Linked DNA regions of Mus musculus: region 2 is linked to region 1. A link is a loop called in an ENCODE intact Hi-C map of the cell type or tissue named here. Cell type or tissue: left cerebral cortex. All regions are shown on one strand. Each heading gives the region's core, and the rest is flanking DNA. Links, peaks and the distances in the headings are about the cores only.

Region 1 (9,975 bases), core at 1,228-9,227:
TGATCTTAGAAACAGTCTAATTTTTATCAAGACCATAACAAGTTTTCATTCACTTAGACCTCTTTTTACACAGTGTATGTGCGCTAGGTGTTTTGCTGAGAGCAGTGAAAGCTGGTGTCGCCTGTGCCTCCTGAGCTGCATTGGTAAAAGCAGAATATACCCTGATGTAGGATGCTGAAGCCCACCGTGGGCCTCCTGAGGGCAGTCAATCACTTGGGAACTTTTCCCTGTAAGGAATAAATGGCTCTGCTAAGAGTGACTCTGATATCTGTGAGCCCAGCCATATGCTGAGTGGACTCTTGTGGGTGGGAGCAAGCGCCCACTGCCTCCTGCTTGCCGCGTGTACTCTGAGGGTGAAAGATCTCTCATTCCTGACTCCTCCTTCAGCTCCTGCTGCCTCTCAAGGAAGAGTGTCCCACAGACAGAGGGGTGCACTTACTTCTCTTTCCCCTCTCCCTCTCTCTGGTTCCTCTCTCCCTCTCCTTTTGGTGCTGAGGATCAGACCTAGGGCCTTGCATGGGCTAGACATGCCCTCTGACCCCAGAGCAATGCTTAGCCCCATTCTCAACATCCTCCTTTCCACATTTACCATAAATTAACAACCCGGGAGACTCAAAATAACCAAATCCTATGCTCAAAACACCGTCCGCTGTTGTGGGAATCAATGGCTTTGGGGCAGCAACCCTGTGTAGTTTCCAGAGTTGGAAGCTGAAGAAAGTGACTCTTAAGGTGTCTCACTTCACTGCGGCCCAGTCAGCATGTTAGGTGCTTCCTTTCTGATACTCAAAAAGGCTACTAAGAAATCAAGCTATGGCCAAGCCATATATATATGGTGCACATATTTAATCCTAGCAGTCAGGAGGCAGAGACAGAGGCAGTGGTGGGTCTCTGTGAGTTCTAGACCTGCCTAGTCTACATAGTGAGACTTTGTAAAAAGAAGTTTTTACAACAGGTATCCACCGGTATAGTGTTATTCATCTCAAAAAGTGATACCAGCCAGGCAATGGTGGTGCACACCTTTAATCTTGGGATTAAAGTACTTAGGAGGCAGAGGCTGACAGATCTCTTAAGTTTGAGGACAGCCAGGGCTACATGGAGAAACCCTGTCTCGAAAAACAAAACAAAAAGGTGATGCTAGATCTTCAGTGAGACTGAAACCTTGCTGAGTCAACACAGACTCTGGGACGGTGGGGTTGGGAGTAAGACTCCATATGTATGTATGTATGTATGTATGTATGTATGTATGTATGTAATGTATGGTTTAGAGTATGAGAAAACTCTAGATAGGACAGGTGGCTGAAGGAAGCTGTCTCCGAGGGTTCAGCTTCCTTACACAGCCTGTGGGTGTTTTTCTTATCAGTGTCACTGAGCTTAATAGGCTGTCATGCACTATGGGGGTGGGGTGGGGGTGGGGCAGCATTGGGCAGTGAGAATAGGCAGACTTTGTCTGATAGTTGATCTTGGTTGCTGACTTCATTTGACTGAGAGATACTTAGGAAATGTATAAGGCTTGTCTCTGAGTGTGTCTGTGATGGCATTTCCAGAAGTGATTTTTTTATTGTATTGATTTTATTGTGTGTATATGTGTGTGCATGTCCCAGCATATATGTGGAGGTCAGAGGACAACTTTCACAAACTGGTTCTCTCCTTCCAGGCTTTAGGACCGGGGATTGAGCTCAGGTCATCAGGTTTGGAGGCAAGAGCCCTTATCTGCTGAGCCATCTCACTGACCCCAGAGACAGTTAAGTAGGGAGACAGTCTTTGAATGTGGGTGGCACCATCTCATACCTTTTGGTGGGAGGTGGAGGCTGATGGAATAAAAGGGACAGGAGGAAGTCTAGTGCACAGGCTTTCTTGCTGTGTGTTTTCTGGGTATTGTGATGGCACCAGTTTCACTCCACACTCTCCCTACCGTGATCTTATTATGGGCCCACAGTCCTTGCAGTTGCCCTGTTGCCTTTGAAACTGTGATCTAAAATAAATCATTTCAAGGGATTACCTGCTTTTTGTCCTAAGCAAATGGCTCATTAGTTCTTGAGCTACCACTCCCTTTGCCACGCTGTCCCTATAGCCAGAGACAATGGAAACAGTCACTTTGAGGGACATAGGGTTCCACTTCCTTGTGAGTCAGTTGGTACAGCATCTCCTGTGTGCTCTTGGGTGTGCTATCACCCATTGAAAAGGCAGTTGGCCCTGAACTTCTTCCCTTGTCATCTGGACTCTATTCTGTTCTCTGTCTGACCTGTGTTTGGGACATATATTAAAATAACAGCAACCAGTACTTGTCAGTTTACACCCAATACTCAGCTAACAAGCGGTATTTTTGAAACCCAATCATTTTCTGGTAAGCTCTTTCTTTGTTAAAGATCAAGGATTGACAAGACCTGGAAGAGTGAACCAAGGGTCAGCATGTTACATACTGTACAGTCATGGAAGCCAAGGCTGCCTAGTTTTTTGGCAAAAGGTTGTCCCTAAACAGAGTTGCACTGTGAAGCATTGTTCATCCTCCAGTCTCATGTTTGATAATTCTTTACTTGGCACCAGGCAAATAGAAAACAAAACTGTCCTCATGGAGAATTTTAGAAAGTGGAGAATATATATATATTTAGATTTATGTAAGTGGGTTTTTTTTTTTTTTTTTGGTTTTTCGAGACGGGGTTTCTCTGTATAGCCCTGGCTGTCCTGGAACTCACTCTGTAGACCACGCTGGCCTCGAACTCAGAAATCCGCCTGCCTCTGCCTCCGGAGTGCTGGGATCAAAGGCGTGCACCACCACGCCCGGCCTATGTAAGTGTTTTAAAGCAGCAAACAGTAGTTGGGGGAGAGGGAGGGGTGTCTTAGGTTACAGTTGCTGAGATGAAGAAGCTATGGAAGATTGTTATTTACTGGACTGTTCCTCATAGCTTGCTCAGCCTTCTTTCTTATAGAATCCAGGACCAAAATCCCAGGCAGGGGTGGCACTACACACAAAAGGCTGTGCCCTCTCCCATCAATCACTAATTAAAAAAATGGCCTACAGACTTGTTGACAGAAAATATTACAGAAATATTTTCTCAGTTAAGGCTCCCTTCTCTCTGGTGACTTTAGCTTGTGTCAAGTTGACATAAAACTAGCCAGCACAGGGCGCTCCTTAAATTGGTTCCTAACTGGCTGTGGTGGCACACACTCTTAATCCCAATGCCCAGGAGGCAAAAGCAGACAGGTCTCAGAGTTAAAGACCATCTCGTGGTCAGCCAGAGCCACACAGAAACCCTGATTCTAAAAAATGAAAGAAAGGAGGAAGGGAGAGAGGAAAAGGAAGGAAGGAAGGAAGGAAGGAAGGAAGGAAGGAAGGAAGGAAGGAAGGAAGGAAGGAAGGAAGGAAGGAAATAGGTTCCTTTGCTGAGAAAGTAGTGCTTAATCTTCACTTGTGAGATTTGTGAGTCTGTTTGGAGTGTTAATCCCAACTGCTGATGCCAGTAATGGACCCAGCACTTGAGGAGAGAGAGGGCACCGGCATCCGTTCAGCCCCTGCCCTGCTGTCTTGTTAGGTTAGCTAAAGGGTTCACAGGCCGGGGGCCAGTCTGAGTGAGGGCTGGGGCTCAGCTCCTGGCAGACCAGAGTGGCTGCACTGTAGACAATGCAAAACTGCCTTAATGTTTCTTCAGCTCACCTGCACTTTCTCCTCCCGACAGCTTCAAGGATGACCTCTAGGAAGAAAGTGTTGCTGAAGGTCATCATCCTGGGGGACTCTGGGTAAGTGTTTCTCACGAATCTGACCTCAGATTGGCTTGGAGCTTCATCCTCACTGATCTCAAGGCAGTTCCACATTCGGCTCTGGGCCTGGCCTCTATCCTTTACTGTTGGGGTTTCCTGTGTTTGGCCTATTGAAATGCTTAAGGAACCCTCAAACAAGTATTTTCTTGTTTTTGAAAGTGCCTTCCAGTGGGGTAGAGTATAGGAATAGTGTCTCCTGCCCAGGACTGTGAGAAATGGCATACTGTCTGAAAGGAGTCTCAAGGCCTTTGAGGATTACAGACCTCACTCTACTTCTGTAAATTCTAATTGTGTTGCAGAACTGGGTAGAACCAGCACCTTAGACCACTGGTCAGCCATTGCGCTATACCCCTGGCAAGGCAAGCACTACTGTCTTAGGCTGTATGTATGTGCACTCTTTGTGGAAAGCCTTGAACAAGGAAAGCATTGGCGCTTTCTTTAGGTTGCATTACCCTGACCCTACCCTTATCTTACTGAACACTTGGTTGGTGAGTTTTCTTGGTGAAAAAATTCCTTGGGAGGGACATTCTTAATGTTTTATTATGTATGTGCATATGCGTGTGGGTGTGAAGGTCCGTGCAAGAATTGTTTTTCCTCCTGCTCTGGGGGCCCTGGGATTGAATTAAGTTTTCAGGCTTGGCAATAGGTGCCTTTCGCTTTAGCCATCAAACAGGCCCTGTTTTGTTGTTTTGCTTGGGCTTTAGTTTTGAAACAAAAACTGTGGCTCAATGCCCTTGAACTCACTGTGCAGCCCAGTCTAGCCTCAGGCTCTCAGTGCTGCTGCCTCTATCTCTAAGCACTGAATTCCAGGCATGTGGGGCTACACCTGTCTTGGAACATTCCTTTCTGGCTACATACTGCTGAGTGGCTTCCTCCTGGTGTTACTTGACCACACTGAGTGATGCATAAACACCTGAGATTACAAAGCCGTTTGGAGTGATCTTATCACAAAGTTCCATTTAGGAGTGAGTGAGTTTGTGTGTGTTTCTTTTAGTAAAATGCTTTGTTTTGTTTTTAAACTGTTGCAGTACCGGGAGTTAAACCCAGGCCTGGTGTATGTCAGGCAAGCACTCTACCAACTAAACGCTCTTCCTAGCTCAGGCATGTTGCTTTGAACATTGTAAACACAAATCCCTTTCAGTCCCTTATTTGACTCAGACATGTGGGTTTTGTTCAATTTCAGTGTTGGAAAGACCTCTCTCATGAACCAGTATGTGAACAAGAAGTTCAGTAACCAGTACAAAGCCACAATAGGAGCGGACTTTCTGACCAAGGAGGTGATGGTGGACGACAGACTTGTTACCATGCAGGTGAGCCACTGCTCAGCCTGGAGCCAGACTGCCAGCTTACTGAGTCTTCTTTAAATGAAGTCTTCTTTAAATGGTGGGTGGGTGGGTGGGGGTGGAGTTGGCTTGCTTTCTTCCTTTCTGTGAGTTGTAGGGATTAAACACAGGTCATGAAGCTTCTGTGCGGAGCACTTCACCTCTGGGTAGCACCTTCTGTGCTGAGCCCTCGTGTAGGCCCAGTTGATTGCATCCAGACTGTCTGTCATACCTCCGTGCTTTTCAAACTTACCATTATATTTGTGGAGAATGGATAATTGGCTGCAAATAGTGTTGTTGGATAAAATAGCAGTAAAAGCACGGTCGGGAGCATGGTGGAGACAGAGCCCGAGCCCCATGCAGGCTGAGTGCACATGCTCCCGCCATGCATGAGCACGGAGCCACACCCCAATCCTAAATTTGAAATTTATATTACAAGACAACTAGGAATTTTTGTAAAATTTAATTTTAGCTACAGTTATTGTCTTTTTTTTTTTCATTTCTTTTCCCTTTCTATTTATTTATGTTTGTTTTTTCAAGATAGGGTTTCCTTGTATAGCCTGGCTGTCCTGGAACTCACTCTGTAGACCAGGCTGGCCTCAAACTCAGAAAAATCCACCTGCCTCTGCCTCCCAAGTGCTGGGATCAAAGGTTTGTGCTACCATGCCTAGCTTCTTTTTCCTTCCTTTTTTCCTTCCTTTTTTCCTTCCTTTTTTCCTTCCTTCCCTTCCCTTCCCTTCCCTTCCCTTCCCTTCCCTTCCCTTCCCTTCCCTTCCCTTCCCTTCCCTTCCCTTCCCTTCCCTTCCCTTCCCTTCCTTCCTTCCTTCCTTCCTTCCTTCTTTCTTTCTTTCTTTCTTTCTTTCTTTCTTTCTTTCTTTCTATAAGGATTTATTTATATGTAAATACACTAAAGCTGTCTTTAGACACTCCAGAAGAAGGCATCAGATCTCATTAAGGATGGTTGTGAGCCACCATGTGGTTGCTGGGAGAATTGAACTCAGGACCTCTGGAAGAGCAGTCAGTGCTCTTCACTGTTGAGCCATCTCTCCAGCCCCTTCTTTTTCCTTTCTAAACTTAGCAACCTACCGGTTTCTTCTGTGTTCTAAAATATCTTTATTTATTTATCTTTCTTTCTTTTGGAGGCATTGGTGTCTGTATTCATGACTGACCTTGAACTCATAAATTGCACTGGGGTGCTGGGATTAAAGTTCTGTAGCTTATCTAAGTGCCTTTGTTCAGTGCTTCAGCTTGGAAATCTTTCTGGGTTTTCCTAACTTCTGATAGCAAATATTAAGGTAGTAGTTAACTATTTAATTGTTGACTATCCTAAATTGATGTCTCGGTGATTAAAAGTGATTTAAAGCACTAGCTGCTCTTTACAGAGGACCCAGCTTCAGTTCTCAGCACTGCTGTGTATAACTTCAGTTCTAAGGGACCTGATACCCTCTTCTGCTCTCTAGGCAATTTGGTGCACAAGTGCAGGCAAACACATAAATAAAAACATTTTTATAAAGTTGAGTTCTGTAAGGCTGATTTAGTGTTTCCATATGTCTGCGCACCTTATGCCCCATGTGTATTAGTATACATGGTTGTTGAGGCATTTTATGTAGTGTGTACACTGGCTTGTGCACGAACGAACACCTCTTGAAAAAGAATCCCAATATATTTGTCTTGTCTTCTGGTCCATGATCTCGCTGAGGTAGTTGGTACAGTGACACCAAACTAAAGAAACAGGAGAACATCTTTTTTGTTGTTGTTGTTGCGTTTTACGTTAAAACTGAGGTCAGGCCGGGCAGTGGTGGCGCACGCCTTTAATCCCAGCACTTGGGAGGCAGAGACAGGTGGATTTCTGAGTTCGAGGCCAGCCTGGTCTACAGAGTGAGTTCCAGGACAGCCAAGACTATACAGAGAAACCCTGTCTTGAAAAACCAAAAAAAACAAAAACAAAAACAAAACTAAGGTCAGTCACCGTACATGTTTGTGTGGTGTGGTAGTGTGTGTATGTGTGTGTGTGTGTGTGTGTGTGTGTGTGTGTGTGTGTGTGTGTGTGTGTGTGTGTGTATACAGGTACATGTGTACCAAGGAATGAGTGTGCCAGTTAGAAAACAACTTCAGGTGTTCGTCCATCCATCCATCCGTTTTCTTAGGCAGGATCTCACTTTGTAGCCCTGGCTGTCATTGAACTCAGAAGAAATCAACTCCTAACTGCTAGGATGAAAGGTGTGCACCATTTGAGACAGGGTCTTCGAAATTTATATTCTGGTTTTTCTACTACATACACAAAGCATACACATAACTAAAGCAACAAAAACAAAAGTGGGGCAGGAGAGGTGGCTCCATGGATGAAGAAAGCCCTTGCTTGCTATGCAAAATGTGAGGATCCATGCTGAAATTCCCAGAACCCAAGTAAAACCAGATACACAAGGGATGCATCTATGTGGCGAGCACTATAACAGGGAGACAGGAGACAAACAGGCAAGCGCTGTAAGGTAAGAACTCTGAATTGGCTCACAGTTTAGGATGGGGGTAATGTGAGTCGGCCTTGCCTAGCACATATGCACATACATTGGAAGATACTCAAAATACCTGAGTGAAAGTTAAGACACCAAATTTGGGGAAAGGACATTTCTGGAACAAAGAGGGAAGTGAAATTGTGATAGGCTCAGAGGGTTGGGATGGGATGATTTTTAAGTTTTAACTTTGGAAGGAGTAGAGATGTAAGCTTCTACTCACGTGTGGAGTCAGAACTGAGAGACACCCTCTTCTCGCCACTCCATCCCCAGCAGACACACACTGTACACCACATGTCCAGTCCCCACAAAGAATGTAAAAGCAGGACAGGGAGACAGGCCAAATATGTGGCAAGACTTCTGGGACTCAGAGGTTTGAGATTGCCCCATTGTCTCCCTGTCCACATGTGTGGTGGTTCCTGTGGTGTGTTTAGGGAACGGAGAACTTGGAATTGAACCTACAGTCTCTTAAGTGCTCTGCTGTTGGGCTTTGTCCCCAGACCTTTTCAAATGAGTGTCTTGAGACAAGGTGTCATTTTGATACGAACTTGAACTTGCAAATCTCTTGTTTCAGCCTCCCCAGGAGCTAAAATTAAAGGTTTGTGCACCTAGATTCAACTTGATGTGTGTAGAATGTAAGTTTATACTCTTCAAAGAATAGGGACCTCTATCTTAAAGAATTTAACAGAAACACATGCCCTTAATGACAAAAGTAAGATTTCTCTGTAGGACACTTACAATTGGAGTGAGAGGATATATGTTCCTGGCCATTTGAGGAAATCATGTCCCAGGTCATCTTCATAGTGACTACCGTTTCTTAAAACAGGAATAGAAACCAAAATGGAAAAAGTGCTATAAAAAATGAGGATATGGAAAATTTAGAACTTAAAAAAACTGGGGAATGCAAAAACACCAAAATAAGTGAAAGGCACCGTTAAACTCTAGAAGTGTGGGTAAGCTGCAGGGTTTGGGCAGGGGTTCGGAAGGCCTGGCTAGGTGTAGTGGCGCATGCCAATAACCCCAGCATTTGGGAGGCAGAGGCAGGTAGACCTTTACCAGTTCTGTGGACCTCTATGAGGCCAGGCTGGTCTACACAGGAAAATATATTCAGAGCTACATAGTAAGACAGTGTTTTGGAAAAACAACAAAACAAATTAAACAAAAAGGAACTCAAGACTGTAGGAAGCCAAATGCTAGGCCCAAGAGCCCCCAGAAAGAATGTGTGACTTGAAGGAAGGGCAGTGAGGCTGGTGTTCTTTCCAGCAGTAGGAAAACAGGTGCTGATAAAACACAGGAGTTGCACAGACCTGCACCATCTGCGCCCAGCCCAGGATTGAGAGCCACACTCACTGCTGCAGTGTATCCCACAGATAGCGTCAAATGAGCCACACTGGAGACCCAAGCACAGAAGAGTCCAGGAGAGAGCAGGATGAGGTAGCCACTTCTGAATGATGGTGCAGAGTCTGGAGTGAGCCCGCAGAGTCAAGAGTTTTTGCAGGTTGTAGTAAAAGATAAGAAAAGGAATACATCACACAGAAGAACCCAGTGGTGACCTTCTTGGTCTTTGAGAGTGCTTTTTGTACTTACAAAGGAGCCAGGTCGCTTTCACTGCTAGTTTAGGCTCATCCATGACAATTGATTTATTTTTACAGGTGAGGGTTTACTCTATATAGCCCAGGCTACTCTCAAACTCTTGCAATTGTTTTACCTGTGTCTTCCCAAGTGCTAGGAATACCAGCAGGAATTGTCAGACCCAGTTAACATATTAGAACTCCTCCCCTCTTTAGGGGATGGGCAGTGTTAGGGCCTTAGCCTAGAGCCTCCTACAAGACTAGGTGTTCTACCACAGACCTCTGACTCCAGCTCTGTACATTGGTTTTAATTTAAAACAAACAAACAAAAAAACCAAAACAAAAAAAACCCTTACATCTGCAGAGAACAAATAGGCAATATAGATTTGGGGAGAAAAGAATTAAGTTTCTAGAACTTGGGAAATTTCACTTATTAGTAGATTGGACATAGCAGAGAGGATGTGCAAAAAAGAAACAGAAAAGAAAGCTGGGTGAGGCCACACCCACTCGTTTTTCCCATGTCTTTACACATGCCCAGCGAGTGATTTCCATTGAGCTGTATATAAAAGAATTTGGCTCCTACACTAAGGAGACCAGGATTGGCGTTGCACATTGTCAGGTCCAGTGGAGTAGTGATGGCTGTTTTACCATTCACGTTTCTGATACTGTTGAGGAAAAGCTACAAGTCAGTGTGCAGTGCTGGGCACAGCTGGGTAGGTGTGCATGGACACTCCAGGCTTTGTAAGCCATCATAGTGAAGCCGTGGAGTAGCGTAGATACACAGAAGGCCCACAGGATAGGACAGGACACGGGCGA
Region 2 (9,975 bases), core at 1,322-9,321, 63 kb before region 1:
CACTGGATGTGACACATGCTGGCCACTGTTATGGTTCCTAGACATCACAGCTGATAGGGGCTATTGATTGTTTCCCTCTGTTGGAAGCTTGCACAGCAACTTCTAATAGTATGAAAGCTAGTCCCCAGAGAATATTTTCATATTAATGATTGACAATGGAGAGCCCAGCTCACTATGAGCAGGGCCACCCCTGAGAAGGTGGTCCTGGGCTACGTAAGAGAGTGAGCTGAGCAAGCTATGGAGAGCAAGCCAATGAACAGCATTCCTCAATGGCCTCTGCTTCAGTTCCTGCCTCCAGGTTCATGCCCTGAGCTCCTGCGGTAACTTCCTCAGTGATGGACTGTGATGTGGACATTTAAGCCAAATAAACCTTTTCCAACAGAAAGCAAATTGCAACACTTTTATGTCTTTGCTCATTTTTACTTTGTGTTGCATGTGCATCTGTGTTTACAATAGGGTTTCCTCTGTATCCCAGGCTAGCCTAGAACTCACTGTACAGTCCAGACTAATCTTGAATTCACAGTAATTCTCCCACCTCAGAGCTTTGGTACCATAGGCCTGTACCAACTTGCCTGTCTCTGGGAGTATTCCGAGTTTCCTTATTCCTATTTCTCTGTCTCTCTAAACCCCTGGTTGCAAAACAAGACAAAAGCAACCATGCTGGAAAGTAACCTGGAATCCTCTGGAGGGTAGAAAGTGAAGTGTCAGCTCCTCGGATGCTCCGTCTCTGTCGATGTTTAACACACCAACTGTTCCAGGAGAAGTCCCACTGAGAAGGCTTGCCTTGGGACGTTACCCCAGAAACATTCGGGGAACACTATGGTAGGGACTTTTAAGTACCACAGTGTCCTGAGGTGGTAACAATTGTTGGGGCAAATAATAAGCTGATGAAAGCGTCTAAAAAAGGGAGATGAAGGAATTCGGGGATCCAAAGCCTGCACATATGTAGAACAGGGCAGAAGCACAGGAAATATACAAAGGACTGTAAGATCTGACCTTTGGCCAACCTTTTGGTTCTGTGCACATTGGAAGAGAAGGATGAGATACAGCTGTAAACTGAAGAATTTACTCGTGCCTTGTTCAGCAAGGGCTTGGTGATGATTGAGTTTGTCATCATCAGCTCTTACACAGCAAGAGACCAGATCAGCCACTCTCAGTGTAAGGTCTCCACACGAGCTGTGAACATCTGGGAGCAGGAAGCAGCCACCCACACTTCTGTACACTCTGTCAATACTTGCACACAAAACGGAGAAAGGCTTTGCCGGTTTGCAACCGTCTGAAGCATTGGTCTTTGTTACCAGTGTACATCAGGTCGTCCTTCACTCCTTACACATCCATTCAAGGTTTCCTCCACTCAGCGCACAACTGATCATTAAAGGTAAATAAGTTTTCACATGTGCACAGAACAAAGTTGAGAAATTTAATGATTCTCCATGTTTAAAGAAGTCTCTCTCCAGTAGCCATTGGCCATTCAGCTAGCTGTTCAAACTGTTCACAAATAAAAAATAAAATGGGGGGCTAGGTGTGGTGGTGTACATGTTTAATTTTTAGCATTTTGTGGGCAGAGGCAGGTGGATCTTTCTGGGTTCAATGCTGGGCTGGTCTACAGAGTGAATTGGAAGACAGACAGGGCTATGCAGATACCCTGTCTCAAAAAGAAGAAGCAGGAGGAGGTGGTGATGAAAGAGGAGGAGGAAGAAGAGGAGGAAGAGGAGGAGAGGGAGGATAAAAAGAAAAAACTTTTAACCTTGCAGAGAAATTAGGCAGATAGAAATATAGACAGTGGAGCCTGGACAGATGGTTCAGCAGGTAAAAGCAGTGGCTGCACTTGCAGAAGTCCCAGCACCCTCATGATGACTCACAAACATTAGTAATTCCAGTTCCAGTGGATCTGACATCCTCTTCTGACCTCTGTATCAGGAATGCAGGTAATACATAGACATACGTACAGGCAAAACATCTATACACATGCTGTATATATATTTATATAGTTTTAAGTGTAATTTATTCAAGTGTGGTGGCAAATGTCTGTAATCAAAAGCACTTAAGGAGATATAGGCAGTACAGGCAAGAACAGGTGCTGAAATCCAGCCTGAGTGCACAACATCCTGTCTTGCAAACAAAAAAGGTATTGTTTCAATATGTTGTACTAGGTCAAGTGAATAACCATATGGTTGTTTTTCTTCTTCTTTTCTTTCTTTCTTTCTTTCTTTCTTTCTTTCTTTCTTTCTTTCTTTCTTTCCTTTTCTTTTCCTTTCTTTTCTTTTCCTCCTTCTCCTCCTCCTTTCTCCTCCTCCTCCTCCTTTCTCCTCCTCCTCCTTCTTTCTCCTTCTCCTTCTCCTTTTCCTCCTCCTCCTCTTCCTTTTCCTCCTTCTCTTCCTCTTCCTCGTATTTGTTTGTTTGTTTGTTTGTTGAGACAAAGTTTCTCTGTGTAGTCCTACACTGGCTGTCCTAGAACTCACTCTGTAAACCAGGCTGATCTCAAACTCAAAGAGATCTACCTACCTCTGCCTCTTGAGTGCTGAGATTAAAGGCATGTGGCAACACTGCTTGGCTCTTTTATAATTCTTATTTTTCTTTTTAAATTTTTTTCTTTTTTCTTTTTTTTTGGGGGGGGACATTTATATATCTGTTGGTTTGAACTTTATTATACAACTTTAGAGATAATGCCTTTGCCTCTCCACAAACTTTTAAATTGTTATTAGGCTGGAGAGATGACTCAGTGGTAAGAGCACTGGCTGCTCTTTCAGAGGGCCAGGGGTTCAATTCCCAGCATCCACATGTCAGCTCACAACTGTCTGTAACTCCAGTTTCAGGGGATCTGACAGCAGGGACCCTCACACCAATGCACATAAAATAAATAATTAAATTGTTATCACCCAAAGATTCCTGGCAACCCTTATTATGATCTCAATGTTTATTTTTGGTTGAGTTTTCTCTCACTGTCGGTCGGTCTCTCTCTGTCTCTGTCTGTCTCTCTATCTCTCTCTCTCTGTCTCTCTCTCTCTCTGTGTATACATTTGTTTGCATGAATGCAGGCGAGCACGTGTGTATGTGTCAGAGCACAATACCAGGCATTGGTCCTCACCGTCCTCCTGGTCTGAGTCAGGGTCTTTGTTGGTTTCTGCTACATATGCCAGACTAGCTGGGCCTCAGGTTTCTAGGGGTTCTACCGTCTTTACCTCCACTTCCCTGTAGGCTCACTGTGATACAAAGTCTTGTCCAGCTTTTATGTGGGCTCTGGAAATTCAAACTCAGGTCCTCATGTTTATGGGGCAAGTGTTTTTACCCCTGACTCATCCTTCCAGCACTCCATGAATCTTTTTGTTTGTGTGGTCTAGACAGCATCTCACTGTTTAGCCCTGACTGACCTAGAACCATGCACCACACCTGGCCATATAAACTGACAATGTTTGTTTGTTTTTAAATAAGAGGGAGAGCGCAGGCAAAGGGATCTGGAAGATTCCAGAGCAGAGAGGCAGAGAGAGAAAGTAGGAAACTAAAGATGGTCAGAAGACTGACCTGGTCATGAGAATAGTAAGAGCAGAGAGCATGTAAGGAGAAACAAAAATGGGAGACAGAGAAATAGGTAAAATGGGGCAAAGAACAAAGCATAGCCGAAATAGCAGGGTTATAAGGAGAGAGTGGCTTGAAAGGAGGAAAACCTGAGTGTAGGAAAACTCTAGGGTGGGGAGGAGGTGAGAAGGGCAAGGGTGCTAGCATGGCCTCTGAAATGTCTGACAGGTACTGTATGGTGACGACGAGGGAGGCTGGTGACCAGCCTGCGCTCTGCTACGCTAATAGAAACCACAGGTAACTCTTTTTCTTTTCTGCCTTTCAGAATTTAGGGAAATAGAGTTTCCTTTGGACCTGGCAGACTTGTGCTTTTTGTTTGTTTGTTTTGTTTTTGTCACAACAGGTGGCACTATGTAGCTCTAGCCATTAGCATTATATCTAAGCTCCATTCCACAGTTACCTGGCAACAGCCAGGTATGCTCCTCTCCATAGTTACCCGGCAACAGCTAGGTAGGGACCCAATATAAAAGGGGCTTCTGGCCCCCTCCTATTTCTTTTGCTCTTCCCTTCTTGCTCCCTGTTGCCCCCTTCTCTCTCTCTGTCTCTCTCTGTCTCTGTCTCTGTCTCTCTCTCTCCCTTTCTCTGCCTCTACTACCCTCTTAACTCCCTTCCCCATGCGCTGAATAAACTCTTTTCTATACAATACCATCATGTGGCTGGTCCCTCCAGGGGAAGGGATGCCTTGGCATGGGCCCCCTTCCCCCATACCTGACTACACCCCCATAGAACATATCTCCCCTCTCTTTATCTTTTTATAAACACATCTATCTTTTTATAAACACATCTACTATCTGTGGAACTCACTATGTAGGCCAGACTGGCCTCAAACTCACAGACGTCTGCCTGCATCTGTCCCCTGAGAGATAGGATTAAAGGGGTGCACCACTACACCCAGTATTGTGTGGATTTTAAAAGATAATATAATCAGAAACATTCTAAGTTTTCTTCCCTTAAACTCACAAGCACCCCCACAGGATCTTCTTTTATACTTATGGAGATAATTAGTTTGGACTTTTTCATCAACCTTTTTTTTTTTTTTTTCTGTTAGATTTCTTCACTAAGCATCTTCAGTGTCCTGGTAACTTCCTAATTTCTTGGTGCACATGGTGTTCTTATATTTGTACACCTTTCTTGGCAACTCAAATACATTGTCCAAAATGTTTCCTCTAGGACTCCACTCTTTTCCAGTCTCAAAACACCTAACATCAACTCAGACTCTTGCTTCTGATCCTTCAGGATTTCTACATTTTTCTCCTTCTTCCTCTACTACATTAAGCTAGGAGATCTTATATCTTATTTTGGTCCCCTAGACGGAAATAAAAACATTTTGAATCATAACTGACATAGTGCCTCCCTCTTTGTAATCCCAGCACATAAGAGGCTTAAACAGAAGGATAACTATGAATTGAAGGCCACACTGGGCTCCAGTGAATTCCATAGTCCATAAGCAATCTGTAGAGATTCTATTTCAAAAACAAAAACCAATAACAAACACTTCTGACCTTTGCGGGCCCCTAAACACACTGCATGGTGCACACATATACATGGAGATAAAACAGTCCTAAACATAAAATAAATACGTTTTATTTTTTTAAAAAAATCTGGCACTGTAACTAAAAGATCATTAACTCTCACAATGATGAATGCAAAGGCCTCCAATTCTGTCTCGACCAGGAGTTAGCTAAGCCCGTGAGGAGGAAGTGATTCGGTTTCTTCCCCGGAAAACTTTAGCATGTTCTCAGCTCCTGGCCTCCATCTCTAACTCGTCTGGCCTCGCCCCTCCAGGCTCCGCCCCTCCAGGCTGTGCGCTGAGTAAACTCAGCCTGGTTAGAACTCCAGGCTCTCTCCTGCTTGTTGATGTCAATGGTCCTGGCCGACCCGGAAGCAGAATTCCCAAGTCAAAGACCTCGCATCGGATAAAGCAGCGCTGCCGCTAGGGGGTGTGGAAGCCGCGGTGACGTCCTGCGACTTCTCTTAAGCTAGCCTGCGCCTCCGGAAATGAAGGCTTGTAGCACTCGCTCTCGCCGCTTCCTTCCTGTTGTTCGTGTGTGGACAGGCATCCTTGCTTAGAAGCAATCGCTGAGATTTCACCTACAGGATCACCACTGCGGAGTTCCTGTAGTTGCGGGAGGCAACCCAGAGGAGAAGCCGGCGAAGCAGCGGGTGCCCATGGCTAAAGGAATGAAGCCTGGTCTCCTAGCCATTGTGGTTGGGTGCCAGGAGCACGAAGGCGAAGGTGCCACTCCATATGGTGTAATGACAGTGTTTCCTTGCCAGTGTTCTTGAGGGTTTTCCAAGACACAAAACTTGACTGCAGACAGTCTCCCTTTTCCAGTTTTCAGCAACAATTCTTTTTGGTTTTTCAAGACAGGGTTTCTCTGTGTAGCCCTGGCTGTCCTGGAACTCATTCTGTAAGACCAGGCTGGCCTCGAACTCAGAAATCCGCCTGCCTCTTCCTCCCGAGTGCTGGGATTAAAGGCGTGCGCCACCACGCTCGGCTCAGCAACAATTTTCTTTCTTTTTTTTTTTTTAGCACTATTTTGCACATGGATTTCTTATTTATTTATTTATTTATTTACTTATTTATTATATGTAAGTACACTGTAGCTGTCTTCAGACACTCCAGAGGAGGGCATCAGATCCCATTACGGTTGTGAGCCACCATGTGGTTGCTGGGATTTGAACTCAGGACCTCTGGAAGAGCAGTCAGTGCTCTTAACCACTGAGCCATCTCTCCAGCCCCTCAGCAACAATTCTTAACCCGGCAGAGTGAAACCTTTTCCGCGGGAATCTCTAATCCCTAACAGTGCAGAACAGTGATTTGTGGAGCTGAGGCAGTTTAGAAAGCCAGGGAAAATTAGGGCGCCATGGGAGAGAAAGGGGCCCTAGAAGAGAATACTGTGAATTAAGAATTCTCTGCGAACATTGCCTTCACAGACTATTTTTTTTTATTTTTTTTTAAAGATTTATTTATTTATTATATGTAAGTACACTGTAGCTGTCTTCTGACACACCAGAAGAGGGAGTCAGATCTCGTTAGGGATGGTTGTGAGCCACCATGTGGTTGCTGGGATTTGAACTCAGGACCTTTGGAAGAGCAGTCAGGTGCTCTTACCTGCTGAACCATCTCACCAGCCCCGACTATTTTTATTAAATAGGAATATGTCAAAGAATGTAACAATAGCTGAGTTTGTGGCGCTCAGTGAGTTTGAAACTAGCCTGAGCTTTGGAGGGTGGTCTTGCCTCCATCCAAAAGGAAGAACGCAAGGTCTTAGACTGTTTGGCCTTAAAGCATGATTCTTTGACATTTTGTTTTAACTTTTTGAGAGGTTACATGTAGCATAGGTTGGTCCCAATTTTATATAGCTAATGATGCTCTTGACTTTCTGATCTCCTACCTCTTCCTCCGAGAGCTGGGAATCAGGTGCCCTGCCACACCTAACTTTATTTGGTTTTACTTTTTGAGGCAGGGTCTCACACTAGCCCAGGCTGGCTCTGGCTAGCTGGTGGCTTGTCTCATGCCTTAGCCACCCCAGCGCTAGGATTATAGGTATGGTCACCACACCTGGATACACCTTTGAGTTTCACTTTTAAGGACCCTAAGCTGTGACTTGTAACTTTCCGAAGATCTTAAAAGATTACTAGCCTTATATACCAGTCAAAACGAGGTTTCACGTCACTGTAACCACTATAGTAAAGATGGATGTGGCATGTCAACCTGTGCTTTTGTCCTGTCAGCCTATGATCCTGTCCAACCTACCTCAGAAAACAAACTGTGCTCACACTTTAAAAAAAAAAAAAAAAAAAAAGACGAGGGAACAAAGTTCTTCAGAACACTTTGGATAGCGTACCTTCAAAAGTTGCCCCAATCATACATACGACAATATTAAAACACTTACATGTAGCCGTGAGTTGAGAAACCCATACCTACACTTGGATATTTAATGTGTACTGTACTCCTAAGCATCTTTCTCTTTAAATATCTAAGTTTAAATGTATGCTTAAAAAAACCTTTTTTTTTTTTAAGGACATGATCTCACTATGTATCTTCAGTTGGCCTGGAACTCGCCATGTACACCAGGTTGGCCTCAAGCTCACATAGATCACCTGCCTCCGCCTACTGCCACTATGCCCAATCGAAAACATTCTCGTTATAAACGTGTCGCAAATCCTCCTGGACTTCTCTCTGCAGCAGGTCAAGAATCCCAGCTTTGGGGGAGGCTAGCAATGTGGATTCCTGTAATGGACAAAGTCCTGTCAGACCTCCAGTGGACTTCCTCCACTCCATAAACCAGGAGTGAGAGTGTACACTTGTGAGCCCAGCACTCAGGAGGGTCAGGAGTTCAAGGTCATTATCAGCAGAATAGCAAATTCAAGCCAACCTGGGCTACAAGAGACTCTAACTCAAAGACAAAATTTTATCTTTGGGTCTGGAGATGTAGTTCAGATGGTGGTGTGCTTGCCTAACATCTACAAAACCCTGAGTTTTATCCCCAGTAACACATAAGCCAGACAGAGTGGAATAAACTTGTAATCCCAGCACTTGAGACTGGAGGCAAGTAGCAAGTTTGAGATCAACCTGGAGCACATGAGACAATTTACAAAAACTAAAAAAAAAAAAAAAAAAAAATCCTGGCCAGGCATTTGGGGCTCACAACTCTCAGCCCAGTACTCTGGAGCCAGAAGCAGATTATCTCTGTAAGGCCTGTCTGGTCAACATGGCAAGTTCCAGGCCAACCTAGATTATACAGTGAGACCCTGACTCCAAAAACAAAGAGAAAAGCAAAACAAACAAACAAAAATCCTTGCTCACATGAATCTCTGTAGAGAATTTAAGTCTTGTTTTTAATACAGTTGAGGTGTAACTCCCCACTTTTCTCTGCTGTTGACAGAACCAACTCCAAAGTGTATGAGATCTAAGCACAGAAAAATGTATAGAGAGAGGCCACTGCTTTTAGACAAAAACCATCCACTCAGGTGAAGATATATGAGTTTGTGGAGCATTGACTAGCTCACCAGGAATAACCAGCTGGTAACTGACCAACAAAAGGATCAAATTTTTTGAGGTTCATAGATTATGATTCCTAAGCATCTATTTGTCTGTCACACACACACACACACACACACACACACACACACTCCTAAATGCACACACCCATGAATGAAGGCGAGTGGACTGCTTGTGGGAGTTGGTTCTCCCACATGGAGATCTAACTCAAATCTTCAGACACAATGGCCAGTGCCTTTATCCACTGAGCCATGTCAATAAACTACAATTTAGGGGACACAAGTTATGAGCTAGTGTATGGGGGTATGATATGACAACTGGCAGATGGTGCATGGGGGAAATTACCATAAATTTTCACCTGAAACTGAAGGACATTACAGTTTGTTTGTTTGTTTGTTTGTTTGTTTGTTTGTTTGTTTGTTTCAAGACAGGGTTCCTCTGTACAGAGCTGGCTATCCTGGAACTCACTCTGTAGACCAGGCTGGCCTCGAACTCAGAAATCTGCCTGCCTCTGCCTCCCAAGTGCTGGGATTAAAGGTGTGCACCACCACTACCCGGCGACATTCCAGTTCTTAACACTGGGTCCTTTTGCCTCTGTCTGGGACTTGTTCTTTTGTGAGTTGCTGCTTACCTTAAATTTCAGAGTCACAGATCTTATAAACAACCTGTGAGGCGAGTGGACATTGCCCCCTGAGCCAGCAGTTCCCTTCACAGCAAAAGCAAACTTCCCTCAGCACCAGGCTGGCTGTAGGAACACATTCTGCCCCCTCCCCCAGGAACAGCAACTTTATGGACTCTGAAAGACTCTGACCTTTGTTCCTCAGTAGCCCCTAAAAACAGGCCCACTGAAGGTAAGGTTCCTTTTCCTGTTCCACGCCCTTTCCTTTCCTGCTCTTTCAGAGTGAGTAGTAAAATCCAATCCGTTAGGATCCCCGAGTCCAGCTTTTCTTCTGGGGCTCTAGACACAGATCTGGAAAGATTAATAAGATACAGTTTGAGGATAAAACTTTCAACATTAGTAGGTAATACGTGCTGTCAGGAATACAAATCCAAGCGGCACCCTGAGCCCTCTTGGAAGTTCCGTGTGGTTATTTGGGGAGGTGGAGAGTGAGCAGGGGCATGAAATTTATCTTCTGTCATCACATCCGTGACTTTCTGCTGAACACATTGCAGTGGCTTTTTCAGTTGATATGTGCTTTGGGATTAATATTACAGAAAGCTGGTAGCATTAAGTTTGAGTCAGAGCCCAGTGCAGACTTAAAATCATTTGTAAAATTATTTTCAGTGTTTAAAAAAATAAAGTAGCTAGCCGGGCATGGTGGCACATGGCTTTAATCCCAGCACTCAGGAAGCAGACACAGGTGAATTTCTGAGTTCGAGGCCAGCCTGGT

The links. A loop is a pair of places that touch in the nucleus more often than their neighbours do. Peaks named below come from ENCODE experiments on the same cell type or tissue, not always from the same donor. Only the 100,000 strongest peaks of a DNase experiment are listed, where the experiment ranks them.
Region 2: a loop joins it to region 1, with 8 times the contacts of the local background. A loop is called at or near these places in 19 of 42 quality-filtered maps.

Annotation. Positions count from the first base shown.
Region 1 is chr6:88,007,398-88,017,372 of GRCm38, reverse strand. It overlaps Rab7 (RAB7, member RAS oncogene family), which reads left to right. Exons shown (of 6, transcript NM_009005.3): 2 at 3,675-3,735; 3 at 4,940-5,066. The coding sequence starts at 3,683. It overlaps Gm34872 (a long non-coding RNA gene), which reads right to left. Exons shown (of 2, transcript XR_003956332.1): 2 at 7,314-9,051. Among named protein-coding and RNA genes, the nearest start is that of Gm34872, 7.4 kb to the right of the region's middle. In left cerebral cortex, for the core only: a CTCF peak has its summit at 6,073; a DNase peak (open chromatin) is centred at 6,059.
Region 2 is chr6:88,070,758-88,080,732 of GRCm38, reverse strand. No RefSeq gene overlaps it. Among named protein-coding and RNA genes, the nearest start is that of Rpn1, 8.7 kb to the left of the region's middle. In left cerebral cortex, for the core only: a CTCF peak has its summit at 5,512; a DNase peak (open chromatin) is centred at 5,498; H3K4me3 peaks cover 1,170 bases; H3K27ac peaks cover 1,158 bases.